Regions from separate parts of the Homo sapiens genome. Here region 1 is linked to region 2. A link is a loop called in an ENCODE intact Hi-C map of the cell type or tissue named here. Cell type or tissue: HepG2. All regions are shown on one strand. Links, peaks and the distances in the headings refer to the core of each region. The heading gives the core; the rest is flanking DNA.

Region 1 (16,105 bases), core at 4,658-12,657, 150 kb after region 2:
CTCCTCAACAGCTCCACTTCCCACCCCACAGCTTACCCCTCGGGTTGCAACTGGATAAAAAATTCTACAGTTTCTTCCATTAGGAGAATGGTTTGTGTATGCGTGTGTGTGCGCTAACTTAAAAAAGACCCAAGCAAATATATGTGGATAATCTTCAGATCTAGGAAAGGAATGAAATTCTTCTGGTTAAGTGAATAAGGTGAGATAAGAATGTTCATTTATTTTAATGGGTAGTAAATCCACTTTTCCCTGAAAAACATGCCCAATTCAATAAAGGAGGAAGTCATCATTAAAAAGAAGTTGAGCAGTTTTTTTGTATATTATCCTGTTTATCATAATAGATATTCTCTGCCTATCCCAAAAAATAAAATAGAAAATACAAGCAAATAGGGCTGGGTGTGGTGGCTCACACCTGTAATCCCAGCACTTTGGGAGGCTGAGGTAGGCAGATCACAAGGTCAGGAGTTTGACACCAGCCTGGTCAATATGGTAAAACCTCATCTCTACTAAAAATACAAAAATTAGATGGGCATGGTGGTGCGTGCCTGTAGTCCCACCTACTTGGGAGGCTGAGGCAGAAGAATCGCTTGAATCCAGGAGGCAGAGGTTGCAGTAAGCCAAGATCACACCACTGCACTCCAGTCTGGGTGACAGAGTGAGATTCTGTCTCAAAAAGAAAAGAAAGAAAAGAAAAGAAAAGAGAAAAAAAGGAAAGAAAGGAAAGGAAGTGAGAAGGAAAGAAAAGAAAGGAAAGGAAATGAGAAGAAAAGAAAGAAAACATAAGCAAATTTAGGGTGGCTGGCAAGATGGCCGAATAGGAACAGCTCCAGTCTGCGGCTCCCAGCGAGATCAATGCAGAAGGTGGGTGATTTCTGCATTTCCAACTGGGGTACCCAGCTCATCTCATTGGGACTGGTTAGACAGTGGGTACAGCCCATGGAGGGCAAGCTGAAGCAGGGTGGGGCATCGCCTCACCCAGGAAGCGCAAGGGGTTGGGGAACTCCCTCCTCTAGCCAAGGGAAGCCATGAGGGACTGTGCTGTGAGGAATAGTGCATTCTGGTCCAGATACTACACTTTTCCCACGGTGTTTGCAACCCTCAAACCAGGAGATTCCCTCAGGTGCCTACACCAACAGGGCCCTGGGTTTCAAGCACAAAACTGGGCAGCCATTTAGGCAGACACCAAGTGAGCTGCAGAAGTTTTTTTCATACCCTTGTTGCACCTGGAATGCCAGGGAGAAAGAACCATTCACTCCCCTGGAAAGGGGGCTAAAGCCAGGGAGCTAAGTGGTCTAGCTCAGCAGATCCCACCCCCATAGATCCCAGCAAGCTAAGATCCACTGGCTTGAAATTCTCGCTGCCAGCACAGTATTGTGAAGTCGACCTAGATGGCTGAGCTTGGTGCGGGGAGGGGCGTCCACCATTACTGAGGCTTGAGTAGGCAGTTTTCCCCTCACAGTGTAAACAAGGCCACTGGGAAGTTAGAACTGGGCAGAGCCCACCACAGCTCAGCAAAGCCGCTCTAGCCAGACTGCCTCTCTAGATTCCTCTTCTCTGGCAGAGCATCTCTGAAAAAAAGTTAGCAGCCCCAGTCAGGGGCTTATAGATAAAACTCCCATCTCCCTGGAACAGAGCACCTGAGGGAAGGGGCAGCTGTGGGTGCAGCTTCAGCAGACTTAAACGTTCCTGCCTGCCGGCGCTAAAGAGAGCAGTGGATCAAGCAGCTGCTAAAGGACAGCTCTGCTAAAGGACAGACTGCCTCCTCAAGTGGGTCCCTGACCCCCATGCCTCCTGCTGGGAGACACCTCCCAGCAGGGGTCGACAGACACCTTATACAGCAGAGCTGCCACTGGCATCTGGTGGGTGCCTCCCTGGGATGAAGCTTCCAGAGGAAGGAGCAGGCAGCAATCTTTGCTGTTCTGCAGCCTCCACAGGTGAGACCCAGGCAAAGAGTGTCTGGAGTGGAACCCCAGCAAACTCCAGCAGACCTCCAGCAGAGGGTCCTGACTGTTAGAAGGAAAACTAACAAACAGAAAGCAATAGCATCAACATCAACAAAAAAGACATCCACACAAAAACCCCATCCAAAGGTCACAAACATCAAAAACCAAAGGTAGATAAATCTATGAAGATGAGGAAAAACCAGTGCAAAAAGGCTGAAAATTCCAAAAACCAGAATGCCTCTTCTCCTCAAAAAAAAATCACAACTCCTTACCAGGAAGGGGACAACACTGCACGGAGAATGAGTTTGAAGAATTGACAGAAGTAGGCTTCAGAAGATGGGTAATAACAAACTCCTCCAAGCTAAAGGAACATATTCTAACCCATTGCAAAGAAGCTAAGAACCTTGAAAAAAGGTTAGAGGAATTGCTAACTAGAATAACCAGTTTAGAGAAGAAAATAAATGACCTGATGGAGCTGAAAAACACAGCACAAGAACTTCGTGAAGAATATACAAGTATCAATAGTTGAATCAATCAAGTGGAAGAAAGGATATCAGAGATTCAATATCAAATCAATGAAATAAAGCGTGAAGACAAGATTAGAGAAAGAAGGATGAAAAGGAATGAACACAGATTCCAAGAAATACGGGACGATGTGAAAAGACCAAACCTACGTTTGACTGGTGTACCTGACAGTGATGGGGAGAATGGAACCAAGTTGGAAAACACACTTCAGGATGTTATCCAGGAGAACTTCCTCAACCTAGCGAGACAGGCCAACATTCAAATTCAGGAAATACAGAGAACACCACTAAGATACTCCTTGCAAAGAGGCACTCCAAGACACATAATCGTCAGATTCACCAAGGTTGAAATGAAGGAAAAAATGTTAAGGGCAGCCAGAGAGAATGGTTGAGTTACCCACAAAGGGAAGCTCATCAGACTAACAGTAGATTGCTCTGCAGAAACCCTACACACCAGAAGAGAGTGGGGGCCAATATTCAACATTTTAAAGAAAATAATTTTCAACCCAGAATCTCATATCCAGCCAAACTAAGCTTCATACACGAAGGAGAAATGCAATCCTTTCCAGACAAGCAAATGCTGAGGGATTTTGTCACCACCAGGCCTGACTTACAAGAGCTCCTGAAGGAAGCACTAAATACGGAAAGGAAAAGCCAGTACCAGCCACTGCAAAAACAAACCAAAATGTAAGGACCATCGAAACTATGAAGAAACTGCATCAACTAATGGCCAAAATAACCAGCTAGCATCATAATGACAGGATCAAACTCACACATAACAATAGTAACCTTAAATGTAAACGGGCTAAATGCCCCAATTAAAAGGCACAGAGTGGCAAACTGGATAAAGAGTCAAGACCCATTGGTGTGTTGTATTCAGAAGACCCATCTCACGTGCAAAGACATGCATAGGCTCAAATTAAAGGGATGGTGGAAGATAGATTTACCAAAATAATGGAAAGCCAAAAAAAAAAAAAAAAAAGAAAAGAAAAGAAAAAGCAGGGTTTGCAATCCTAGTCTCTGATAAAACAGAATTTAAACCAGCAAAGATTAAAAAAGACCAAGAAGGGCATTACATAATGGTAAAGGGATCAATGCAACAAGAAGGGTTAACTATACTAAATATATATGCACCCAATACAGGAACACCTAGATTTATAAAGCAAGTTCTTAGAGACCTACAAAGAGACTTAGTCTCCCACACAATAATAGTGGGAGACTTTAACATCCCATTGTTAATATTAGATCAAGAAGACAGAAAATCAACAAGTATATTCAGGACTTGAACTCAGCTCTGGACCAAGCAGACCTAAAGGACATCTACCGAACTCTTTACCTCAAATCAACAGAATATACATTCTTCTCACCACCACATAGCACTTATTCTAAAATCAACCATATAATTGGAAGTAAAACACTCCTCAGCAAATGCAAAAGAATGGAAATCATAACAAACAGTCTGTCAGACCACAGTGCCATCAAATTAAAACTCAAGATTAGGAAACTCACTCAAAACTGCACAACTACATGGAAACTGAACAACCTGCTCCTGAATGACCACTGGGTAAATAATAAAATTAAGGTAGAAATAAATACATTATTTGAAACCAGTGAGAACAAAGACACAACGTACCAGAATCTCTGGGACACAGCTAAACCAGTGTTTAGCGGGAAATTTATAGCACTAAATGCCCACAGGAGAAAGCAGGAAAGACCTAAAATCAACACCCTAACATCACAATTAAAAGAACTAGAGAAGCAGGAGCAAACAAATTCAAAATGTAGCAGAAGACAACTAATAACTAAGACCAGAGCAGAACTGGAGGAGATAAGAGAAATGAAAAACCCTTCAAAAAATCAATGAATCCAGGAGCTGATTTTTTGAAAAGATTAACAAAATAGATAGACTGCTAGCCAGACTAATAAAGAAGAAAAGAGAGAAGAATCAAATAGACACAATAAAAAAGGATAAAGGGGAGATCACCACTAATCCCACAGAAATACAAACTACCGTCAGAGAATACTATAAACACCTCTACACAAATAAACTAGAAAACCTAGAAGAAATGGATAAATTCCTGGGCACATACACCCTCCCAAGACTAAACCAAGAAGAAGTCGAATCCCTGAATAAACCAATAACAAGTTCTGAAATTGAGGCAGTAATTAATAGCCTACCAACCAAAAAAATCGCGGGACCAGACAGATTCACAGCCTATTTCTACCAGAGGTACAAAGAGGCGCTGGTACCATTCCTTCCGAAACTATTCCAAACAATAGAGAAAGAGAGACTCCTCCCTAACTCATTTTATGAGGCCAGCATCTCCTGATACCAAAACCTGGCAGAGGCACAACAAAAAAAGAAAATTTCAGGCCAATATCCCTGATGAACATCGATGCAAAAATCCTCCAAAAAATACCAGCAAACCAAATCCAGCTGCACATTAAAAAGCTTATCCACCATGATCAATCGGCTTCATCCCTGGGATGTAAGGTGGGTTCAACACACGCAAATCAATAAATGTAATCCATCACATAAACAGAACCAATGACGAAAACCACATGATTATCTCAACAGAGGCAGAAAAGGCCTTCGATAAAATTCAAAGCCCTTTCATGCTAAAAACTCTCAATAAACTACATACTGATGGAACATATCTCAAAATAATAAGAGCTATTTATGGAAAACCTACAATCAATATCATACTGAATGGGCAAAAGCTGGAAGCATTCCCTTTGAAAACTAGCACAAGACAAGGATGCTCTGTCTCACCACTCCTATTCAACATAGTATTGGAAGTTCTGGCCAGGGCAATCAGGCAAGAGAAAGAAATAAAGGGTATTCAAATAGGAAGAGAGGAAGTGAAGTTGTCTCTGTTTGCAGATGACATGATCATATATTTAGAAAACTCCATCATCTCAGCCCAAAATCTCCTTAAGCTGATAAGCAACTTCAGCAAAGTCTCAGGATACAAAATCAATGTGCAAAAATTAAAGCATTCCTATACACCAATAATAGACAAACAGCCAAACAGCCAAATCATGAGTGAATTCCCATTCACAGTTGCTACAAAGAGAATAAAATACCTAGGAATCCAACTTACAAGGGATGTGAAGGATCTCTTCAAGGAGAACTACAAACCACTGCTCAAGGAAATAAAGGAGGACACAAACAAATGGAAGAACATTCCATGCTCATAAATAGGAAGAATCAATATCATGAAAATGGCCATACTGCCCAAAGTAATTTGTAGATTCAATGCTATCCTCATCAAGCTACCATTGACTTTCTTCACAGAATTAGAAAAAAACTACTTTAAATTTCATATGGAAACAAAAAAGAGCCCATATAGCCAAGACAATCCTAAGCCAAAAGAACAAAGCTGGAGGCATCACACTACCTGACTTCAAACTATATTACAAGCCTACAATAACCAAAACAGCATGGTACTGGTACCAAAACAGATATATAAACCAATGTAACAGAACAGAGGCCTCAGATATAATGCCACACATCTACAACCATCTGATCTTCGACAAACCTGACAAAAACAAGCAATGGGGAAACCACTGTCTATTTAATAAATGGTGTTTGGAAAACTGGCTAGCCATATGCAGAAAACTGAAACTGGACCTCTTCCTTACACCTTATACAAAAATTAACTCAAGATGGATTAAAGACCTAAACATATGACCTAAAACCATAAAAACCCTAGAAGAAAATCTAGGCAATACCATTCAGGACATAGGCACGGGCAAAGACTTCATGACTAAGACACCAAAAGCAATGGAAACAAAAGCCAAAATTGACTAATGGGATCTAATTAAACTAAAGAGCTTCTGCACAGCAAAAGAAATTATCATCAGAGTGAACAGGCAACCTACAGAATGGGAGAAAGTTTTTGCCATCTGACAAAGGTCTAACATCCAGAATCTACAAGGAACTTAAACAAATGTACAAGAAAAAAATAGCCCCATCAAAAAGTGGGTGAAGGATATGAACAGACACTTCTCAAAAGAAGACATTTATGCAGCCCGCAAACATATGAAAAAAAGCTCATCATCACTGGTCACTAGAGAAACGCAAATCAAAACCACAATGAGATACCATCTCATGCCAGTTAGAATGGTGATCATTAAAAAGTCACGAAACAACAGATGCTGGAGAGGATGTGGAAAAATAGGAATGCCTTTACACTGTTGGTGGGAGTGTAAATTAGTTCAACCATTGCAGAAGACAGTGTGGCAATTCCTCAAGGATGTAGAACCAGTAATACCATTTGGCCCAGCAATCTCATTGCTGAGCATATACCCAAAGGATTATAAATCATTCCACTACAAAGACACATGCACACGTATGTTTATTGCAGCACTGTTCACAATAGCAAAGACTTAGAACCAACCCAAATGCTCATCAATGATAGACCAGATAAAGAAAATGTGGCACATTTACACCATAGAATACTATGCAGCCATAAAAAAGGATGAGTTCATGTCCTTTCCAGGGACATGGATGAAGCTGGAAGCCATCATTCTCAGCAAACTAACACAAGAACAGAAAACCAAACATGGCACGATCTCATTCATAAATGGGAGTTGAACAATGAGAACACATGGACACATGGAGTGGAACTCCAGGGCCCATTGGGGATTGAACGGATAGGTAAGGGATAGCATTATAGAAATACCTAATGTAGATGATGGGTTGATGGGTGCAGCAAACCACCATGGCACGTGTATACCTATGTAACAAACCTGCACGTTCTGCACATGTATCCCAGAACTTAAAGTATAAAAAGAGAAAATACAAGCAAATTTAAAACTATTTGCTGATAATTATGTCATTAACATCCTTGAAGTCAGTGAAATTTTTCTTTTACAATCATTTTGGATTGGTCACTTATCAACAGAAATAAACATCAGAATAAAATTATAACAAATAATCAATTTATTATTTCATTTAATATTCTCCATTTTCTTTTCTTTTCTTTTTTTTTTTTTTTTTTTTTGAGATGGAGTCTTCAATTGTCACCCAGGCTGGAGTGCAGTGGCGCGATCTCAGCTCACTGCAAGCTCCACCTCCCAGGTTCACGCCATTCTCCTGCCTCAGCCTCCCGAGTAGCTGGGACTACAGGCGCGTGCCACCATGCCTGGCTAATTTTTTGTATTTTTAGTAGAGATGGGGTTTTACCATGTTGGCCAGGCTGGTCTTGAACCCCTGACCTCATGATCCGCCCACCTTGGCCTCCCGAAGTGTTGGGATTACAGGCGTGAGCCACCGCACTTGGCCCATTTTCTCTTTTTATGTATGTAATCTTAAGTACAGGTATTAGGCAGGAATGACTGAATTTTTTTTTTTTTTTTTTTTTTTTGAGAGGAAGTCTCACTCTGTCACCCAGGCTGGAGTGCAGTGGCGCGATTTTGGCTTGCTACAGCCTCTGCTTCCTGGGTTCAAGCAATTCTCCCACCTCAACCTCCCAACTAGCAGGGACTACAGGCGCCTGCCACCACACTCAGCTAATTTTTGTATTTTTAGTAGAGACAGGCTTTCGCCATGTTGGCCAGGGTGGCCTCAACTCCTGACCTCAAGACATCTGCCCACCTCAGCCTTCCAAAGTGCTGGGATTACAGGCGTGAGCCACTGCGCCCGGTGAGGAATGACTGAATTTTAACAAATGTTATTCTGAGCTGGCAGGAAAAAGTGTTGAAAACTTTGAAATGGGCAAATAAGATTACTGGGTGTCTTGTCCAGTGGTGCATCTTGCAACCAGACAACTCTGTAAACATAGGTCACTGCCAGCAATGCAAATGACTCCTGTTCACAGACTGCAAATGAATTTTGCCAGGGAGAAGTGCAAAATGACATCCATTTTTTTCCAAGAAGCCAGTTTTGCATTTATTAAGCAAATTCATTTCAGCATTCCTCATTGCCAATATATGGGTCTGATCTTTGAATTCTCCTGGATTGTTTGTACATATTACTGGTTCCCATTAATTAACGAATTAAATAAAATTCATTTACATTTTTCATTTTACACTTGTATTAGAATCATAATTTTATCATAATCATAATCATAATTCTCCTCAAAACTGTCTTTTCAACAGATCCAAGACACCTACACCACCCCCTTCATAAGGGGGAATTTTGAATTTCCCTTCAAAAAAAACAGATTAATTAGAAAATCATCCTTCAGAGAACATCACCAAAAAAAAATCACATGATCCTCCACCACCACCACTATTAAATTGTTTCTTTTTTGTTTTTAATGTACTAATTTAATTATAAATAAATTAGCCCATAAAGTTTAAACAATGTATAAGTATATAAAGCAGAGTGATGACGCCTCCCTAAACACTTTGGTATCACTTCCCAAAAGTAACCAATGTTAAAGATTAAAATGAACATTACATATATAGGTAAAAACTATAAGTAAGGAATCACAGGAAGGTAATATGGAGGTAAAATTAAAACTTTGGCATTGAGGTGGGAGTCTAGTTGTTACATTTGAAGTCAGAAAACAAAAATTCTATTCACCTTTTATGGCCTCCTTACGTGTACCCATGTGTTCCTTAGAAGTGCCTGTGGCCTCCTTATTCATACCTGTGTGCTCCTTGTACATACTCGTGGGCTCCTTATATGTATCTGTGTGGTTCTCATAAGAACCTATGTGCTCCTTATGCGTACCTGTGTAAAAACACACCTGCAGGAGGAGCTACACTCAGCCTCTTCAGGGCCATCTCCCATGCACCTTCTCTGGTATGCTTCACTCCTTGAGCATTTACCGTTACTCGTTTACCATTTTGCTCTTGTAACTTAATTCTTATCCTTTACTAATCTCCAAAGCCCAGGTGGAGACCCTCTATCTTAGTGCTCAGGCTTGGCCCCCTTCTAGAATATGACTTCTTTCTTTGCCTTCCAGAAAAGGGGATAAAGCAAATATTCATACCTGAAACCAGGCAAGAAAATGAAAAGCAGACCTGCTGGCAACTAGGCCATAATATTTCCAATTGCATATAAACCACAATCACAGAATAGAAACAATGTCTAAACAAGTCCATTCCAAGCCCGTATTTGGAATGAGACACAGATAAGGCCACTCTGAAATCACAAAAATAGTAAAACAGCCCCCTCTTCTGTCTAACATGAGTGACTGCTTCTCCTTTACCTCACCAAGGAAAACCACTGTCGTCCTTCTATCTTATAGATAAAAATCATTACGATATTCAGTCACAAAATTGCTCCTGCTTCCTGAAACATCCAATTCAGAATTGCTCCCCACCTCCTCAATCCTCCCTTGAATCATCCAGCACACACTCACATACTATGACAAGCTTCTTCCAACTCCTCATCATTTATTTAAGGTGCTTTCAGTCTTGCAACAGCAAGAAAAATAAGTATAATTTCTTCGTACTACAATAAATGTGTTCCTGATGGTCCTTCATTGGTGGGCTTTAATGTATAAATACTTATTTACTTTAAGGGAATATTAAATTTGATTCTGGTCTTCTAGTAATGCTTAAAAATGCTTCCCTCTGCATGTTCTGTGTCCTTCCATGTCTAATAAAGAGTCATATTGCAATGCACTTTCATATGCATTTTCTCACTTTAATTTAGCATCAAACATCTAAAGCAGGTAAAATTAATGTTTTTGTGCTCAACATTCTTTAAGGTTGAGATTTGCCTGAGTTCATTCAGAAAGTTGTGAGCAACGCCATGTAGAGTTCTGAATTCTCTACCCCTGAGAACAATCTAACACAGGGAAAGTGATCAATGAAAAGGCCAAAAGTTTACATTTATCTCCTCAAAAAATACACTGAGTGATGCAGGAGCTCCCAGAGGGGCAGCTCGATTGGAATGCACATGGGTTCAGGAATAGTGGCCACTGACACCTGAGCAACGGGCAGTTCCACATTAAGTGGAAGGCTAGTCAAATAACTTACTCCTTTTTCTTTCTCCTAGGTTCATACATACATCATCTCATTTTTAATGAGATGATGAATGAGATGTATGTACATTTAATGAGATGTATGTATGAACCTAGGAGAAAGTGTAATCCCAGCTCTTTGGGAGGCCGAGGCAGGAGGATCAGTTGAGCCCAGGAGTTCAAGACTATAGAGAAAATCAGAACTCATGACAGAACAAGTTCCAACAATGCTATTAATTAATTTAATTGCTTCTCCAAGAAGACGAGGGATCAGACATCTCCAATCCCTGACTCCTTTAACACTCCATCAGTCCCCCTCTTTAGCTAGCACCACACCAGGATTCACCTTATTCCCAGCCCTTAACCCTCCAACCTCCACATCCCTCCCCCAATTTCACAAATGGAATAAAGCTCATGAGGCTTCAGAATAGCACAACGGCCCCTAGAAACTAATTAACCTAACAACCTGCAGCTACACTACCCCATGTATGAGACCAGAAACTTTGTGAGATGTAAAGTCAACAGACACCCCAGTTGGTCATTCAGACTTCCTCCAAAACATTGCTAAGCTCACTGCCTAAGAATAAGCTTTCAGATTCCAGCTTCAGACACAAGCTGCATCCAAAGCTGTCTCCTTCGCCCAAGATATCCGAGGCACTGGCATGGCACTGGGGTTCGCCTTTCTAGTAAATCCCCCCCGGGGAGGTCTCAAGTGGCCTTTTTTACACTGCTTTCCATTTAATAACAGTTTCAATCATCAGAGTTTTTTTTGTTTTGTTTTGCTTTGTTTTTGAGACGGAGTGTCGCTCTGTCACCCAGGCTGGAGTGCAGTGGCACAATCTCGGCTCACTGCAAGCTCCGCCTTCCGGGTTCATGCCATTCTCTTGCCTCAGCCTCCCTAGCAGCTGGGACTACAGGCGCCCGCCACCACGCCCGGCTAATTTTTTGTATTTTTAGTAGAGACGGGATTTCACCATGTTAGCCAGGATGGTCTCGATCTCCTGACCTCGTGATCCACCCGCCTCAGCCTCCCAAAGTGCTGGGATTACAGGCGTGAGCCACCACGCTCGGCTCCCCAGAGATGTTTTAATAGCAGTTAACATGCGAAGGAAAAGGTCTTAATCCTTGATAGCAGAAGATTCCATGTCTCCTATGCAAATGTCACCATCATTATCCCAGCAAATTTTGAACACCTTGTTCCAAAGGATATGTATTAGAACCTAAGTCTCACTAGCTGCAAAGCCCTTACTTTTTCCACTCGCTGGCATAAAACCAATGAAAATTTGAAATACTTCAAAAAAAGACCACTGCTAGAGACTATACCCGCATTGACCAAGAACTATCAAATGACACGTTCACGCTCTCCTGCCATGACCTGCACCTTAAATAGCATGAAGACATTTATACAATTGCAAATACAAGGGAGGGTTTCAATTCTTTTAATATATAATATGGAAAGGAAATTGCTTTTCAGTGCATACACATTAACAGAATATCTTCAAGCATATTTCTATTTAGATTGTTATTTGCAAACATTGGAAATAACACATTCTATGAGCTGTCACCAGATGGATCAAACATTTGCACAACTCTCAGCTGAACATCCTAATGGAGCCTTAAAGTCACTATAATATTTGTGTGCACATTTGTGAGGATGTATGTTTGAGCCTAATTTAAAACCCAAGCATTTGATTTCCTCTAAAGAGAAGGGTTTTTGCTTTATAAAAAGCTTTCTGGACATCAAGCGTAAACACACAGCTGGGCATAGTGGCTCATGCCTGTAATCCCAGGTTTTTGGGAGGCCGAGGCAGGAGGATCAGTTGAGCCCAGGAGTTCAAGATCAGCCTGGGAAACATAGGGAGATCCCATCTCTACAAAAAAAATTTTAAAAATTAGCCAGGCATGGTGGCGTGCACCTGTGGTCCCAGCAACTCCAGAGGCTGAGGTGGGAGAATTGCTTCAGCCCCCAAGTTTGAGGCTGCAGTGAGCCATGATTGTGCCACAGCACTCCAGTCTGGGTGAGACAGCGAGACCCTGTCTCAAAAAAAAAAAAAAAAAAAAAAAGCATAAACACATTTTTTTTTTTTTGAGATAGAGTCTTGCTCTGTCACCCAGGCACCATCTCGGCTCACTGAAACCTCCACCTCCCGGGTTCAAGAGATTCTTGGCCTCAGCCTCCCAAGTAGCGGGGACTACAGGCACACGCCACCATGCCTGGCTAATTTTTGCATTTTTAGTAGAGTCGGGGTTTCACCATGTTGGCCAGGCTTGTCTCGAACTCTTGACCTCGTGATCTGCCCACCTCAGCCTCTCAAAGTGCTAGGATTACATGCGTAAGCCATTGCGCCTGGCCCATAAACATATTTTTTAAAGAAAAGTCAGTCTTTCATTTCCAGAACTGGCGGTGATGAGGGGACAGAATATGTTAACTCATGCCATTTCAGTTTTGTCTCAGAGGCATTTACTCTGGTGGTTTTATGTAGAGTCTGTGTCTCACCTCCCTAACTGAACTGCCAGCTTCTGAATACTAGAACTGAGCTTTCTACTTCCTTTATTTTCCTCTTAGGTGGCCATAAGCAAAGGCCAACATTTAATGAGCACCTACAGTAGCTCACTTAATTTTTTTTCAGCAACTGCAAGCACAAACGTTCCTATTACTTTCAGTAAACTCGAGCTCAGAAATTTGAGACACCCATGATCCCAAGGCTAGAAAATGCAGTTGATGCTTAAGATTTCAGGTGAATCTAAGATCCACCCACTATACTATAGTATATTATTACCCAGAGACACATTTGTGGTCTTCCTATTTTGTTGTTTTCAGTGTGCTGATCATCTCCACTCAAAATCCTCCTGCACATAACTGCTGGATGACCTACACCACCAGGTATGCTATACCATATCTATGCTATGCCTCATTCTATGCCTTACCCCAGCGTGGTGTGAAAAGCAGGTGCTATTTACTGAAACCTAATGGTTCATAAGGCACCCATACTTCTTCCTTCTGTTTCCAAGAACATCAACTCCCTGTGTAACAATTTGAAAAGCCACCTAACAAATTGACCAGACTGGCAACTAATTTCCAGCATTTGTTTATCTGATAGAACCATGATCAGAGCAGTCCAAAGAAAAAATACAAACACAAGATCTCATCACAAAAGGAAGAGGCCAACCTAACAACTACCTGGTGGGAATTAGAGCCACGTGTCTTACACATATGCTCAGCAAATACTTACAGAATTAACAAATGACCCAAAACTAAGGGACAAACCTTGCTCTGTTAAGCATTGTGAAATACTTCAGACACTCCTGAACTAGAAGCATTAACATAAAGCAAAAGATATTGGAAAAAAAGATGTATACAATACGCTATTTCCATTTTTTTCACAAAATCCCAGCACTGCAGGTGTGACGTCTCTTTGGCTGGGGAGGTGAGCACAGGAGACTTAACAGATGTTGCTTTGCAGCCAAGTTGGAAGAGCTGAGCGGTTGTTCTTGGCTTCAGGGGACTGAAGCTGCAGTGGTTTGTAACAAATTGGCTGATTTTTTCTGCTTTAAAGGCTGAACTAATAAAAAGTCTTTGAAAATCCAAATGGTGAGGGAAAATGAAAAGTCCAATAAATCCAGTCTGCTGGGAGGCCCTCTGCTGAGAAGACTGCCGAGGCTTCCATTCCCATCCTTTGTGTGTGTTTTCTCTAAATATTACAGTTGCTGTAAAACTTTCATATGGTAAAGGCCAGAAGGGGCTTCTCAGACTCTGCAAATGAAAGGCGGTAAAACTCTTTAGTGACCCAGATTTCAGCTTATCATTAACGCACCTCCTCGAAGGTGCTTCACACACTTGGCTAGATCTGCACAAAGTCAATTCATGTAAAAACAGGCAGAAAATGAAGAAAGAGAACAAAGGGGCCTTGTAAAATCCAACCACCATCTGCCTCTTCAAATCCAGCAGCACTAGGGTGGCTCATTTGCAGGAGTTTTCCCTCTGGCTTTCCAGAAACACACTTTTTAGGCAAAGGTGGTGTAGGTCATCCAACAGTTTCATTCAGGAGGATTTTGAGTGGAGATGATTAACACACTGAAAACAACAAAATAGGAAGACCACAAATATGTCCCTGGGTAACAGGAAACTGCAACTACTAGATTAGTGTTTGGCATTGGAGAGCTCAGATCAGGCCTAACAATGGGATTTATTCCATCTTCACAAGTTTGAAAAAAATAACTAGAGGAGTTGTCTTTGGCCAAAATGTAAAGAAATATAGTAATCCCTGACTTACCTATGATTTTGCTTTCTTTAGTTTTAGTTACCTGTGGTGAGCCACAGTCTGAAAATATTAAATGAAAAACTCAAGAAATAAACAATTCACAGTTTTAAATTGTATACCGTTCTGAGTACCATGATAAAATCTCATGTCATTCCACTCTGTTCCCTCTTCATCACAATAAGAAGGATAAGGCCAGGCATGGTGGCTCATGCCTGTAATCCCAACACCTTGGGAGGATAAGGCAGGTGGATCGCTTGAGGCCCGGAGTTTGAGGCCAGCCTGGCCAACCTGGCAAAACCCTGTCTCTACTAAAAATACAAAAATTAGCCAGGCATGGTGGCTTGTGCCTGTAATCCCAGCTACTGGGGAGGCTGACAGAGGAGAATCGCTTGAACCCAGGAGGCAGAGGTTGTAGTGAGCCCAGATTGTGTCACTGTACTGGTGACAGAGCAAGACTCTGTCTAAAAAAAAAAAAAAAGAAGAAGGATAAGTACATTACAAGGTATTTTGAGAGACAGACCACATTCACATAACTTTTATTACAATATATTGTTATAATTGTTCCATTTTATTATTAGTTACTGATGTTAATCTCTTTCTGTGCCTAATTTATAAATTAAAGTTTATCATAAGTATGTATGTATAGGAAAAAGCATAGTACAGTTATGCACCCCATAAAGATGTTTCAGTCAATGACAGACCAAACATACTATGCTGGTCCCATAAGAATATATACCATATTTTTTACTGGATCTTTTCTATGTTTAGAAATGTTTAGATACACAAATACTTACCATTGTGCTAAAATTGCCTACAGTATTCAGTACAGTAACATGCTATACAGTTTTGTAATCTAGGAGCTATGGGCTATACCATATAGCCTAGGTGTGTAGTGGGCTCTGACATCTAGGATTGTGTAAGTACACTCTGTTATGTTCATGCAATGATGCAATTGCTTAATGATGCATTTCTCTGAATGTATCCCCATTGTAAAGCAAGGTATGACTGTATATACAGGGTTTAGTACTATCCAAGGTTTCAGACATCTGCTGGGAGACTTGGAACATATCCCCTGCAGGTAACAGGAGACTAGTGTAGTAGCTCTTTTTTTTTTTTTTTTTTAGTTGAAGTCTTTTATAACTTTAGGTTTACAGAACTGAATGTATAATATTCCTGAATTCACAGTATGCGATCATTGGTGGCCCCTGCAAGGCTATTGTATTCTATTTCAATTTGTTTTATGTTAATTTTCTTTATTCCTCCTTCCAATCCCAATCTCTTTCCAGGTATAGACACCCACTCTACTATATTTAAACTTTGATTTTCAAACCATCTTTCATGCATATTTATTTTGATGCATATATTTACATTGCAATATATAAACCTTATTTATATGGAGCATCTGTCTGCTGCATAATATTCCTTTAAATATATGTACCATGTTTTATTTG
Region 2 (16,105 bases), core at 4,117-12,116:
CCAAGATGGTCTCAATCTCCTGACCTCGTGATCCCCCTGCCTCGGCCTCCCAAAGTGCTGGGATTACAGGCGGCCCTTTTATTATAGTAATACACATGCATTTGGAATAGAGGAAAGGAAAAAAAATAATCCACCTTTCTAATGCCTAAAAATAGCAACGGCTAATATTTGTGTGTTTTTCATCCTGTTCTTTTTGTTGTGACTTTTATAATTTAATGGTATCCATTTTGGTTGTTAAGCATAATATCTATGTTATTTTGACTGAAAAATTGAGCTGTGGGTCAATATAAAAGATTTAATTGATGTGGAACATTCTACACATGCATACGCATACACACCTCAAGCAAATAGAATTTCTGAATAAAATATAACAAAATTAATTTAAATGCAATTTTATAACCTATAAAGGGACATTTCCAGTTGTCAAAACAAAGGGAGCACTATAATATAAAATATACCATAGAATAAGAGCACAATGTCTTTCTACTCTCAATCAGGGGGCAGAGATGCTGTTTCATGAGACAGATAACTTATGAGTATTATTTTTAATAATCCAGCTTTATAAGTATCATCATTTGTGGAAAACCTTTCTGTATTCTGCTCATAGGTAGGGCCAATTTCTTATGATTTTTTTCTATATGTTCATAAGTAGGAGGAAATTCAGAGATGCTGCTCAATGGATGGTAGTCAGAGTTCTGTTAAGTAGGAGTTCAGAATTAAATTTTAAAATGTTCCTACATGCATATATGGGTCTTTGCTTTCTCCTTTCAAGCATAGTGCTGTGTAGAAAGTAAGATACGTTTTTCTCTCTGCTCTTATAAATAGTGGCCTCCATGTTCCTACATCCAATGGTCTCTCTCAGTCCTCACCTTACTTGACCTAGCAGTAGTATTGAACATACTTGATCTTTCTCTCTTTTGTTTGATCCTGACACCCCACTATCTTGTCTCTCTCCTGCCTTTCTGCACACTCATTCTCAGTTTCCATTGCTGGTTCCTCTTCATCTCTCCTACCTCCTCACATTGGAGAGCCTAGGCTGTAGTCCTGGGGCTTTTGTTATAATCTCTCTCTACACTTACTTGCTTATCTCATGGCTTTATGTTCTCGCAATATACTGATGACTCCAAGATTTATATATTTATATTTATATTTTGAGCATGAATCTCCAGTCCATACCACTCCCATGAACTTCAAACTTTTATCAACTTGACACTGTTCTCTAATAGGCATTTAGACCCAACCTGTCTAAAAAGTAAGTTCCTACTCTTCTTCCCTCCAGATCCACTCCCCTGAAATCTTTCTCATCTAATTTAAGGGCAACTTGTTGGTCCCAATTGCCTGAGCTGAGAAGCTTAAAGTCATCTTTAAGTATTCCCTTTATTGCATATCATATCCATTTATTTTTCAAATCCTCCTGATGCTACTTTTATAACAGTTCCAGAATCCAACTACTTCTCACCATTTCCATTCTGGTTTAAGCTGCTGTTACCTCCTTCCTGGGCAATTATGGTAACTTCTTAACCAGTAACCCTACTTCTACTTTTCAGCCTATTTTCCAACATAGCATTCAGACAATCCTTTTAAAAAATAATTCAAATCATGTCACACCCTTGATCAGTATTCACAAAAGCTTCCATCTCACTCAGACTAGAAGCCACCACCTTTAAAATGGCCTACACATTTTTGTACAATGTGCCTATTGTGCAGTAAAGAATTAATCTTGCCCAAAGAAAAATCTAGCTCCTTGCCCCCAACTCCTGGGAGTTAACCTCTAAGCCCTTGGAATGCCCTACCCAATAAAAATGTCTTTGTTTATCTGGGGGCCTAAGGCCCTACGAGATAGTCTAGGCTAAGTATTTAATTTATGGTGGGAGTCTTGGGCCACATTGTATCAGCCTGAACTCCAGAGGGGCCAGAGACTAAGGTCAAACACACAGGTAGTCAGCCGTGTCTACATGGCCAAACCCAAATAAAAACTCTGGACACCAAGGTTCAGGTAAGCTTCCCAGTTCCTGAGAGAAATAAGCACTATCCACACAACTCCAGTGGGAAAGGACAATTGGAAGCTCCATTCCTGGTTCTCCTGGACCCAACCCTAGGTACCTCTTCCTGATGCTAATTTTAATCTGTATCTTTTTGCTGTAATAAACCACGACCATGAGCATAATGACTTTGCTGAGTTCTGTGAGTCCTTCTAGTGAATCACTGAACCTGAGAGCATTCTTGAGGACCTCCTGAACTTTCAATTCTCCCCTTTACCTTCTTGACATCATTTCTTACTATTCTACCATTCATTCACTCTGCCCTTGACACACTGGCTGTTTTTGTTTCTTTCTACAGACTTTCACACTGGGCTTTTGCATATACTGTTCCTTCTGTCTATAATACTCTTTACCCCGGAAACTTCAATGATTGTCATTTCTACCTCCTTCAGGTACTTATTCAAATGCTGTCTTCTCAGTGAGGCCTTCCTTGGCTATGTTATTTAAAATGGCAACTGCTCCCTGTCACAAATACTCATCCTCCTTCTGTGCTTTGTGTTTCTCCAGAGAATTTATGCTTCTAAAGTATTATAAATTTTATTTATTTATTTTTGTTCATTAACTGGCACGTCCCCACTAGAATTAAATCCTTTAAAAAGCAGAGAACTTAGCCTAAGTGTTCACTGCTGTATCTCCAATGCCTGGAATTGTGCATAACTCAAGGTGAGCACTCAATGGAGAGCTGTTGGATGAATCTGTGTGAGGGGTGGTGGCAGGGCAGGGGGGATAGGTAGATGGTTCAGTAAAAATAGATAGTGTACCAAAAACAGCGAGGCTTGACTAGTGGTCATACAAAATAGCTTTGTAAAGAGTGTCACCAATGTATCATATAATTTGTATTAGTAAATTTGGCTGCATGAACCTGTTTTTCCATCTTGTATAAGAATATGTTTTGGATTATCCAACAATTTAAATGAGACAGTCATGAGACATATTAGGGAAAATATTTAACCCATACAGGATCCAGAACCCAAGAAGTGGTGAACATTAGGTCAGAAATGGAAGGCCCTTGGAGAGGTACCTGTGAAGAAGGGGCAGAAAGAAGATAGCTGGATTCTGTCCACTGTAATGAGTCTCACCCAGGCTCCTGCAGGTAACCAACCCTCTGAAGTAGAAACGCATGACCCCTCCACTGCCATTGCCCAGTCCCAGCAGCACTGACTACCTTTGCTGAGTCAAATGGGCCAGGGTCTTGCCAAAGTGGTAGAGTAGGGCAGACTTAAGTAAGAAAACCCATGGATCTGATGATACCACCAAGGACCAGCCTGCAACTATTAATTACCAGTGAAAGAGTGTTTCAGTTGTAGGTCAAATAGTTGATGGGAAAGTCTGATCTATACCAAGAACAAGAAGTCTAACCAGAACCCACACTCATCCACAATTACTGAATAGACAGAAAATCCTCTGGCGCATTTATCTAGGAGGACGAGTCAGCTAGGAATCCCAACAGGTAAGCTAGCTCTCCACACTTGTCCCCCATAGTTCGGAGGATGACAACTGGCTGCTACAATGAGATGATGACCCCTCCTGTAATAAGATGGAAAGGCGAAATGAGGAAAAGAGTAAACTTAAAGAGGACTTGCCAGTGGGATTGAGGGACAACTGGTAGAAAGGGAAAGAAGAGCTAGCTGGTGGTGAGAGGAGTGGAGAAGGAGAGGCCCATGGCTCTGTAATATGAGTGTGTTAGACATCTGCACTACTATCTGCACTACTTCTGGTGACCTTAGTCAGACTGTAATCAGCTAAACCTCCCTCAGAAAGCACCACCTCTAAGTGGAAACAGGAATTCACACTGAGTGAAAGCAACGAGTGTCTCATTCTGGTCAAGGTAACTCAAGGCCCCACTATGAATAGGCCTGGGCAGCAACACATGGAGAACTTTTTTGGAGGAAAGTACAATGAGAAATCTATGTTACTTAGAGTTTTCCAGATAAACACAACTAACAGGAGATGGATAAATTCATAGATAAATGGATAGATAGGGATTGACTGATTAATTGATTGATTATAAGGAACTAGCTCATGCAACTGTGGAGGCTGAGAACTCCCAAGAATAGCAGTTGGCAAGTTGGAGATGCAAGAGAGCCAATAGTGTAATTCTGATCCAAATCTGAAGGCCTGAGATTCAGGTGGGTCAATGGTGTAAGTTTGGACCCAAAAGCCGGAAGGCTCAAGACTTGACTCAAGAAGAGCTGATGTTTCAGTTCAACTCTGAAAGCAGAAATAGACCGATGTCTCAGATCCAACAATCAGGCAGAAGGAATACCCTCCTACTTGTGAGAGGTCAGCGTTTTTGTTCAACTTCAAATGACTGGATGACGCCCAACCACAGTGGGGAGGGCAGTCTGCTTTACTCAGTCCACCAATTCCAATGTTAATTTCATGCAAAAACACCTTCACAGACACACACAGAATAGTGTTTGACCAAATGTCTGGGCACCCTGTGGCCCAGTCAAACTGACACAAAATTAATCATCACAAACTTAATGAATGATTGAAGTAAATGAGCAAATTAAGGTTAAACAAAATGGATATCTCAGAAGAAACAAACATACAGTGGGCTATGCCATGATGAGCATGATATGGTCACCTCAAAGCATCTTAAAATCCAAGATTTAAGGACCTATTTCCTACGAGAACAATGTCATCCTCAAGTATCACTATCTCAAATAAGGATACTTGGATTTTTGGTAAAGAGAGAAAGTTAGGAAGTGAGCGCTGGGGAGACTATGGATCCTGGTGAAGTGGTGCCCTGTGACTGATATCCAGCGGCTTGTCCTCCAGTGAACATTGAAGGTTTATTTGTTAGACTCCTGCTTAATAATTTATTTATTCAGCAAATATTTATTGAGCTCTACACTAGATGTCAGATTCTGGGAATGCAGTAATTAACTATACAGATAAAATCCCTGCCCTTTTGGAATTCACATTCCAGTGAGAGAGACAGACAATACAGAAATAAACAAATAAGTGCGCCAAAAGGAAAAATAGAGGTAGAGGAAGAAAGTGCTAGCATGGAATGTTACAAAGAAGTTACAACGAGAGTTAACCTTTTGGGAAGTTACGTATAAAGGTGCCCATCTTATACAATGGTCATCTCTGGAAGTAATCATAGCTCTGTTTTGAAACCGTAACTAGCTTCTAGAGGCATGTATTGTCACTATGCACTGAGTTATAGAGTGCCGTAAAATTCCAAAAGCAGGGTGAATCACTGACCTGTTACAAACCCTTCAAATGCTAAACGGAGAGCTTGGATACTTAATGAGCTGCACATTTTACACCCACACTCTACAATTGTCAGAGCTTCTATCTCATCTGCCTTAGCAAATTAAGAGGAATATCATGAAGGAGAAAATGACAGAAGACAATTGGGTCAAAATCCATTGTCTAAAAATGTTCCATCTAGCCCATTGAGAACCTGCATCTTTCTGAAAGCTCCCACCCCTCCCACAGTGGGTTCACCAGAAGCTAAGGCCAGAATCCATACTCCCGTCACTCTGAATCCAGCTGGTATCAGGCCTCTCCTTCGGCTGCCACTTCAGCCTCTTGGGATGGTTTCCTAACCCAGCTCATTTATGGGCACCTGACTTAGGGGCTAGACAATCCTGAGGTAACCGTGTCTGTGGTCCATCAGTGCTCAGAGGGCCTTACCCCTCTTAACGCCTGGTGACTCCCTTTTAACACACCTACCACTAACACCCACCCTCAGGGGATGTGCTGAGCACAGGGACACAGGGGACCGGATTTATGTAGGCTAATAAGGTCAGCAGGCCTATGAGATCCCTCAGCTTTGGGCCTAAAGTTCCAGAAGAAAACGTGGTAACCCTCGCTGGGTAGCTGTGGGAGACACAGTCGTTGTCAGGGACACGGTAACAATATCCAGGAGACCTTCCTGCAGGCATAACAATTGTGTGGCACCACAGCGCCACCTCCCAACCCAAGGCGGACTTGCAATTAGTCATAGTCTTTCCTTTGACCTCCTTCCTATACTAAAATTAATTTCTCCTGAACTGTTCCAGATTGAAGGAGACCTAAAAGATATGACAACAAAATATTGCCATCCAATACTGATCCTGTACAACTGGAGTAAAAAAATGCCACAAAGAGCATTATTGTGTCAGCTGACAAAATTAGAATACAATGGTAGATTAAAATATCATATTTATGTAAATTTTACCAAAGTTGTTAATTGTATTGGGGATAAGAAAATATCATAACTATTAAGAGATACTGAGGACTAAAAAGCCATGATGTGTGCAACTTAGTTTTAAAAAGCTTGGAAAAATAAATGGAGAGGTGGGTTGTAAGGAGTGAGCATGTGAGAGCATGAACAAAAGTTAAAGCAAATGGGGCAAAATGTTAACAATATGTTAAGGAATAAATAGCCCAGATGTGTTCTTTATATTATTTTAGCAACTTTTCCTTATGTTTGAAATTATTTTCAGATAAAAATTTTAAAATAGTTCTGGCCTTAAGTACTAGACAGTTTGTCTAAAAATAACCTGTACTCCCATCATTAGGGATTCATTTCTTTGGATGATATATTTTGCAGACACTCTATTAAAAAGCATCTATATTTTAAAACTTAGGGAGAATTAGTTGGTAACTAGATAAGGAGAGGAAGAGGAATCACTGGATGGGAGGCACTCGCTCTAAGTGTGGAGAGGTGACACGTGATATGTGAAAACAAACAGTGGGTACAGAGGAGGGCCATCTCCTAACTTGGTGATGAGCCAGGCCCACAAGACCATGGTTCTGAGAGCATTGACAGGCTTTGATATGGCCTTCTCCCGTGCAGTCCAGATAGCACACACGTTCCAGTCTGCTCCATCTTAACTGTGTAACAAGGTGCCTGCACCTGAGGTGGGGCTGACACCAACAGAATATTCTCTGAAAGATGGTAGGGGATGAGATGTCTACTTTTCCTTTCTTCACCAGCCATGCCCAGAGGTCTGTGGTGTAGCTCAGAACCCCCTACGCTAGAAAACTCCCAGACATAGAAAATTTGCTCTATAAAATATCTAACTGGGTTAGGTTATAATAACATAGGCTTGCCATGGAATCTAGGCTTCTCAGAACCTTAGGAATATGCTGGTCTTACCTTTTTAATTTTTTTCTCACTATATAAAATTTCCCATTGTCATAATCAAGGTAAATACATAGATTCAAATTTAAGTTCGAGTCTAGGACTGTCTGAATAAAGTTTTCTGCTAGCAGCGTTTCAGGCAACAGAAGAGCTTCCTTTTCTTTATGAAATAGCACATCCCAGTGGCACTCAAAGGCACTGCAGGGAAATTCAGGAATTGTTTTTCTCTTGGGTGAAAACATCTTTGGCCTACAGTTACTCCTCGGTCATGAAAATCAGATTTCAAAATGCTCACTTTTTTTCAGACGAAACCGCTGTCAACAACTTGTATATAAGAAAGCACGGATCCCTGTAACCCAGTATTGTTCTCAAGCCCTGAATTTCCAGTATTTTCGTCATGCTGCATAAACAAAGCAACTTTTATCCTGGAAAACCCCAAGTGGAAATTTCAAAACAGATTGAATATCTGCCCCTCTCAACAATATTTCAAACCCAAGCAGCACTCGTCTCTCACTCTTGCTTAAATTCTAAGCATTTTCTATCTAAACTGACACTTTGAAAACATACTTATTTTAGAATTTCTATTCCATTCAATAGGAAATAACACGTTCTGTTTGTTTTGAATAAGCCCCTTTCACTACGCCTCCACAGCCCTTCACCAGCAGCCTATTCAGGTTTCAAGTAATCACATACGTCCTGAGCCTGAGCCATCTTGGTGTCATCTACTTTCCTCCAGAAATATTGATGCAAGGAGAAAAACAGCTAGAGAGCTCACAGCAAATAAGCACAGGCCCAGAGACTTACCAAATTAGGTCATCTAAAATAAATCATGTGGACATTTTTTAATACAACCCCCTGCATGAGTAGCATTTTTCTAGGCTATTGATTTTCACAGTCACAGCTCTAGCTATTAATACTTTTCAAGCAGGTCTGAGTGTGCCAAGTGTCTCATGAAAAGGGCAGGTCACAAGAACACATGATGAAAGGGTGTTTTTGGTGGGGTTTGGAGGGTCCTGGGAGGATGAAAGTAAGTGCAATTTAGGAACAAATGTAATTTTCAACTTCCACATATGTCAACCCTGTAATACTATGAAAAGGAGAAAGGGCAAGAGGGATAGTCTTTCCTGGGTATCCACTATATGCCTCTTTGAGAGGATGGCGTTACCCTTTGAAGTAGGGTTTTTCAGCTTCATTTTGTAGATAAGGAAGCAGGGGATGAGAGGAGGGAGGGAAGAGCTTGTCTTTAAATCCTTCTGCTAGAACATCATGTTTGCACTGTGACAGAACCCACAGAGAGGGGTTCAGGTGAAAAATTGTTCCTACTTATCTCTGGAGTCTTTGTTTAATGATCAATGAAAACTCTCATTTATGCCTTCAAATTCTCTGCCCTGACATCTCTGAGAAAAGCTGGTAGCTAAGTGAGGTTTCTCTCTAGTTTTCCTTCCCCTTTTTTTCAATTCCATCCCTCCTGCTTCTATGATAGTCCGTAGTAATGTACCATGCTCGGATACTCGAGCTTTTCTGTTGATCTAGCCTGGAAGCTTCCTTCCTGTTTTCTCTTATTTTAGGTCAGGCTTGGACTATGTCCGGTTTCCTTCTTGGTCTACCATCTAGTAGCTTAGATTAGCGTGGCCACCACTCAGCAAGCACACTCCCCTTTTAACAGAAGTCTCTGAGAACTGATGTCTCCAGTCTAGGGAGATCTTCGGACACTGGGGCAAGCTAATGGGAGAGACACTGCAAGCTGGTGGAAGTTTCAGTCCTTTTCATTTCATTCTGGCTCAAATATTTTTGTTCTAGGCACAATGCCAGGCACTGGAAATGCAGCAGTTGATAAAAGATACCTTCGTATTACATCGTTTGAAGAGTTATTTATTCCCACACTTCCTGAGGCCAAGCTGATTAGGAGCCCATGTGTGAGATAAAAAGAAAGAAAAACAAACACTTTCTGAGTAGATCCTAATAGCAACAGCAAAAAAAAAAAAGAAAGAAAATGAAAAAGCAAGTGATGAAAGGAGGGTGATATGTTCAGAATTGTGCAATATTCTATTTTAGGTGTTTATTTTCTGTCCCTCTATCCTTTATAAATAGACACACACTTCTTTTTGGAAATGCTAAAGATGCCTAAGTGATAGATTACTAGGATTGGTTAAAAAGGAGCTTGAAGCAAGGGAGCACTTAGGTTCCCATGCTAGCAGGCAGTGAGCCAAGCACTTTCACATATGTGACTTTATGGATTTCTTATAATGCCATTGTGAAGTAAGTTAAATTAGGCCCATTTTACAGATATGGAAGCTGAGGCTTAACAAGATTAAGTAGCATATTGTATCTAAGATACAGGAGAAAAGATGGGGCTAGAGCACTATTAGCAGGGAAAAGGAAAGTTCCTACTTGCTCTTTGGTTTCTCTCTTTCCCAACTTCTGAATGGATGCACCTCAATCAAGCAACAAGTATGTACCAGCACTTTCTAAGTGCAAAGGCATTGAAGAAGTATAAAATATAAGTTTTAGTCCTCATCCTCAAGGTCATGATGCACAATTTTGACAATAAGATACACACACACACAAATAACTAACAATCTATATCCTATATAGAGAAAAGTCTGGTGGTCAATGCTGTAGGGGCAAAAGGAGACCCTGTGGGTTGGAGTTACCTAGGCAAGTGGGATGTGTAAGAATATTCCAGGTAGGAAAACTAATGATGAGTAGAGACTCAATGATTCTGGCAGAAGGTGGAGGGTAAGCATGCAAAGCAGCAGGACTAAGCAAGTCACAGAGCACAATAACGGGGAGCCTGGAAAAGTAGACAGAGCAGGACGGTGAATATGGCTGGATCTGCAGTATCTCCAGGGTGCGGTGTGTGTTTGTGTGTGCGTGTGCGTGCGTGTGTGTGTGTGTGTGTGTCTTGGCATGTGGTGGGATGGAGGTTGGGGAGCTGGGAATAAATATGGAAAGCTTGAAGAAAGCACTGGAATGAGAACTAAGAGACAGGGGTTCTAGTCCTAGTTTTGTTGCTAGCTAGAAGTGCAACCTCATGCTAGACACTCAACATCTCTGAGCCTCAATTTTCTTCAGCTGTAAGACCAGAAATTGGAGCAGATTATCCTTAAGGCCCATCTCAAGTTAAGAATTCCAAGAGTTTCTCTACTTTTCCCTTTCTTCTTTTATAGCCTTCTCCCTGCCGTCAGCTCAAGGCTTTAGAAAATTTTATCCTTGATTGGCAAATAACACTTATTTTTCTAGAAACAATTGCTTCATTCCATGAACCTGGAGAAGCCCTGTCATTCTTAAAAAAAAGAATAAAAAAGAAATCTGTGTTTTTGTTATTGGAAAATTCTTAAAGCATAGCCCAAAGTGGCCAATATGGTTTCTATTTAAACAATGTCACTTTTTTCCATTATGCACCTATTTGTCTTTACTGAGTTATTATTTGATATGATAGTAATATTAGGGGCTCCACAGGAAAGATCCTCTAGGAACCTTGCTGCTGTGTTTGCTATAAGGATATTGCAAGGATATTATTCCTTACACAAAGAAGAACCTCAAAAGGAACTTCTCTCTGATTTACAGATCAGGAAGAGGTGTGCCATTATGGAGCAACTGGCTTGTCTCTAACTCAAGGACCCTGTAACTTTGTAAAGGGCTCAGTTTCCCTCTTCACAATTTAATGCTGCTGGAAAGCACAGAGCCAAATCCAGGTCTAACTCTTGCAACACATTGGCTTATACACAGCATGGTCCCTCACCCCAGGCTCTCTGTTCCCTTCCTGCTCTTTTGGTCTTTCTTGGCACTGTTTTTTCTATCTTCTTTGTAATTTATTTTTATCTTTCTCAATTATATGCATTTGAGTTCCTTAAATACCTCTGGAAACAAAAAGGTTTAAAAATAAATAAATACAAACAAGTAAATACATAACCTGAGCAACTGAAGGCCTTGCTTTCTAAACCAGGGGTCAGCAAACTATGGCCTGCTGAACAAACCCAGCCTGCCACCTGTTTTTGTATGGCCCACAAGCTAAGAATGATTTTTACATTTTTAGTGGTTTGGAGGAAAAAATAAGATTTGTGATATGCAAAAACTATAAAATTCAAATTTCCGTGTCCATAAATAAAGTTTCATTGGAACATGGCTGTGCCCACTCATTTGCATATCATCAATAGCCACATTCACCCTACATAGCAGAGGTCAGTAGATGTAACAGAGGCAGATACGAACCTGGAGCATGAAATATTTGCTATCTAGCCTTTTACAGGAAAAGTGTTGTCCCTGGATTAGAGCTTCATTTTATATCTGTTTAAGTTTCTCCTGCCAATGTTAGTATTATAAGATTGCTTCAAAGCTAGGTATTTGCTACATCTTAACTCAGTCTAGATATTTTTGGTGTTTTTCTCATAAAACTACTCCTCAGTGTATTTTAACCTTGACTCAGGCTCGTGTTTACTGTCTGGCTTAGAGTTCAGTGCTATGTAATAAAGACAATTAATTTTCAGCCTCTTAGTAGTAAACTGAAGACCCTCTTAGGTAACCATTTTATAGTCACTGATAAAATGAATTTTAAAACTTCTATTTTTGCTGAGATTTCTAAGCCAACAGAAGGATCTACACAGCAACTTGGCACTTTTTACACCACATTCAATGTCCTCCAGTTTCTTTTCAATTGATGCATGTGTTTGCATATTTACTTATTTTTTTTCTCCTCCTGGTCAACCTTAGTTAGAAATAAAACGAAGTCTCCATGGAAACACAACATAATGCTCTCTCACAGATGATCGAGGGACCCAAGCAGCTGGTATTGGGCTAAAGTCTGCAATGGCGTCTGACCAAATTCAGAATGGAAAACAGCTTACCCGGCTCTTCCAGACCTCTCAGAATTCTAAAGCTGAGCATGGAAACCTACACAGATTGTGAACTACTGTGGGTTGTCTTATTCTTTTTTTTTTCCTTTTGAGAATATTCTCTTATCCATTTATATGTTTCACCTAAAGGGTTTCAATCCCTCCCCCACTTAGACTGATGGACAGACACTACAGAGTAAGTGGGAAGAAAACCTCCATTCCCAGTGAGCACCTACTGTATTAGACATTTCTATGTCATGACTGGCCCAATGTCACACAGTTCTAAAACAGGCAGAGCTTGAATTTGAACTCTGGTCTGTTTAACTTCAATGCCCATTTTCTTTCAACTTTACAAGAAAAAAGAAAATAGAAAAAACAAGGCTTAACAGAGGTTGTTTTTTTAACATAGCCATGGTCCCCTGCCCACCCTCTTTTTCCTGAGGGGGAAAAATCATAATAAAGAAGTAAGAATATGAAAGTCAGCTTCTCTCTTAACCCCAACTATGTTTATAAGAAATCAAGGTCTAAAGCTAAGTTGGGGAGGAGCCAAGAGAACCCTGGTTCTCTTTCCTAAAAATCCTTTCCAAATGGTTGCAGGAGAATGTCTTAAATAAGGGCAGTAAGCGAGTGTCTTAAAGGGAGAATAAACAGAGCACTAAGGACATTGGGGAGTGGGTAATGGAGAAATGTGTCAGGAAGATGTGTCAGAGCACAAGCTCATCATAATTTAGAGCCTTGGCTATTTCTTAGGGTTAATGATCAATTAAACTGTGCTTTTCTCCCCTCAAACTGATTTAGGGGCAACATTCTCCTAAGTCCCATTTCTTACTAGGGTGTGATATGGTAGCATACACCCTTGTCCAAGGCAGTATCTGGCATCTCCAAGGTAACAGAGCCTTCCCCACCAAGGCATCATGAAGAGTCGCCCAAAACCTATGGGGAGTATGGAATCCACATAGGTGTCTCAGAAGAGGCTGGGGGATGACTGCTCCCCTCAAGCAGGTGGGCTCCAAGCTCCCACCTTTAGCTGAGGCAGCTTTGCTTTCACCTGTCTGAAGAACGTGTTCCTCTACTTCATAATCCTTTGAAAAATGCTTTCCTAGAACATACCTTCATCTGAACATTGGCACACAGCACAGATCTGTAATTGATATTTAAACTAGACTTTTGAGAGAGAAAGGCATACCCTCTAAAGGTTTATGTAACAATTCATGGTAATACCACCCATCCTATGACAAAGACATGGAGGCAGACTTTTTTAAAAGTGAAATGGTCCATCTTCCCCTTCGCCCGATCTGTGTTCACATCACCATCACTACCACCACTGAGGGTCGAGGAAACACGGAGAAGAGAGAAAACGTGGGGGGACAGAGAAGCAGGCTCCTTCCGGTGACAGATTCAGAAAGAAACAGCAGCATCTCCTCCTCATCCATCCCTCCTCATTCCATGAGCTACCATGAAAAGGTGAGCTCCCCTTCTAAAGCAGGATGTGGTAGGCTGTCCTATCCTCCTTATAAATTGAGAAGAGTTCATTTCTTTTCTGCACAACCCTTTTATTACATAGAGTCTGTGTAAAATACTTTGCTCTCCAGAGAGGAGCCATATCATTGCAAATTGCTTTATGAATATAATTAGCTGATAAATTAGAGCAGCAGCTACTACACTGAAATAGACCTTCAGATTTTGGAAAAATGAAATCACTGGGGACATCTTGTACATGAAAAACAATCTTATGCTGTGCAGAAGTTTTGATATGAGCTAGGACAACTGTTCTTACAATTGCTAAATTGTTTTTTCAGTTTTCAGTACCTTGTCCTTCTGAATAGCTTTTACTCAGCTTCTGGGCTGTTTAAAACTCCAGGCGTACGTAAAGGAAGCACTTGTGCAGGAGCAATAATTGCTCTGAATAGGAAAGATTCTTCCCATCACAGAGCAACTTATAAAGATTACACATCCAACCCTATACCAAGAAAACATTTCTCCTTTTTGTTAATCTTTCATAAAATAAATAATGATATTGGAAGTTTAGTGTACAACCAGTAATTTATCTTGGGTGACACTGATTTAAAAAATAAATAAATAAATAAATAAATAAATAAATAAATAAAGTGCTGTCATTTCAAGGAGAACTTGAACTACTTTATTAGCTATTAGTACAGACCACATGATTCAAGTTTAGAAGAAAATAAGTCTTGAATCCCAGGCAGCATTAAAAAAAAAAATTCTACTCTTAACTTATAAATTCTCTTTCCCTTAAGAAGAATGGAGTCCCCACTCTTCATTTTGACCTGCCAAATCACCTCCCTACTCAGAGCCAAAGATACTTCTTCTGGAGCACATGGTTAGGAGTTTCCACAGATGAACTTGACTGTCTTTTCTGTAACCCTCTGAGAAAAGAGAACGCTTAAAGCTAAAAAAAAAAAAAAAAAAAAAAAAAAAACAAGAATGCAACCCAAGAAGAGGGCTCACTGCATTTTTCCTTCTTTTTCTTACAGGGTTTTGTCTTGCTATTTCAGTCCTTATTTCTTTAATAACAACCTTTGACATCAGTGCAGTGCCCTGGTTGGATGACTTTGCAATCAGCAGTACCTGTATGCCATGCCCGTCTCTGCTCTGGTGGTTTCCTGCAACGAAATTCCATGAACACGTAGAAACTTTTCCACATATTTCTGTTCGGCTGCTCCACTGGGCCTCACAGGTTTGCAGGCCGCCTGAGGCTGAGTCTTGGTCACTGCTAGGTGCCATCTACATTTTAGAGCCGATTCACTGGATTTTGGCAGACCCAGCTTGGGGCTCGGGATGTCTGCACAGGCAGGTTTATACAGATGCATGTTTCAAAAACCCAAGGAAGCAAAGCTAATTGCACGGTGCTTAACTTTAAGACTCACTGTATCTTGCTGTGAATACCTTGGGTTATCTGGCTTCAGTATGTCCCTCAAAAGGTTTAGCTTGTTTTCTTTAGATCTCTCTTATCATTTTTGTAGGCGAGCAGGCTCCTAAGTTCCCGACAGAGCTGTTGGTTGTGTGTCCCTGCCCAGGCCTGTGCATAAAGGAGGCTTTTGGTGGCCAATCACTTTTCTCATCCCTTTAAAGTACTCAGAGTCAAACATAAGCAACTATGTACTGGCCCTGGGGAAAAAAAATATGGGAACTTTTTCCCATGTCTTTCTATTTAGGTAAAAGGAAATATTTTGGTGGGATCTGGGCCAATCTGTTTTTATAAGGACCATAAAGCCTTAGGGATGATTCATGAGTATGTAATGAGACTTCTCTAAATTATTAAATATTTTGTAATCAAATAATTTTTTATACTAGAGGCATGATTCATTTGGGTGAAAGGTCCATTAACCTCTTTCAGATGTTGCTGTCAAATGATAGACAAATATCAACAAGTGGTTGTAAAAGGCAAAGGGTTCACACAAATATGGCTAATTATTTTTGACAAATATGAAGAGCAAATCTGTGGAGGAAGAATAGCTTTTCCATCAAATGGTGCTGGAGCAACTGGATATCCATAAGCGAGGCAAAGCAGAACAGCAACAAACAAAAATAAATGAACCATTGACCTAAACCTCATCTTTATACAAAAATCAACGCAAAATTGATCATGGATTTAAATGTAAAATGTAAAACTATAAACTTGTAGGTAAAAACAGGAGAAAATCCTCAGAACCTAGAGTTAAGTGAAGACTTATTAGACTTGACACCAAAAGCACAATCCATAAAAGGAAAAGCTCATAAATTAGATTTCATCAACATTAACAACTTCTGCTCTATGAAATACCACGTGAAGGGGATTTTAAAAAGCAAATTACAGACTGGGAGAAAATATTTGCAAACCACATATCTGACAAAAGACTTATATCTAGAACATACAAAGAACTCTCCAAACTCAACAATAAAAACATAAACAATCTAATTGGTAAACGGGCAAAAGATATGAACAAACATTTCACTGAAGAAGATATACAGATGGCACATAAGAGCATCAAAAGATCATTAGCCATTAGGGAAATACAAATGAAATCCACAATGAGAGATCACTACACACCTATCACAATAGCTAAAATACAAATGGTGATAACACTAAATGCTGTCAAAGATTCAGAGAAACTGGATCCCTCATAAATTGCTGGTAGGAA

The links. A loop is a pair of places that touch in the nucleus more often than their neighbours do. Peaks named below come from ENCODE experiments on the same cell type or tissue, not always from the same donor. Only the 100,000 strongest peaks of a DNase experiment are listed, where the experiment ranks them.
Region 1: it touches region 2 in a loop (13-fold over the local background); 12 of 110 quality-filtered maps call a loop at or near these places.

Annotation. Positions count from the first base shown.
Region 1 is chr3:155,989,238-156,005,342 of GRCh38, reverse strand. No RefSeq gene overlaps it. Among named protein-coding and RNA genes, the nearest start is that of KCNAB1, 120 kb to the left of the region's middle. In HepG2, for the core only: CTCF peaks have their summits at 9,191 and 9,589 (motif pointing left); a DNase peak (open chromatin) is centred at 9,582.
Region 2 is chr3:156,141,868-156,157,972 of GRCh38, reverse strand. The region is part of intron 1 of KCNAB1 (potassium voltage-gated channel subfamily A regulatory beta subunit 1); the gene reads right to left. Among named protein-coding and RNA genes, the nearest start is that of KCNAB1, 29 kb to the right of the region's middle. In HepG2, for the core only: CTCF peaks have their summits at 5,970 and 7,302; a DNase peak (open chromatin) is centred at 5,942.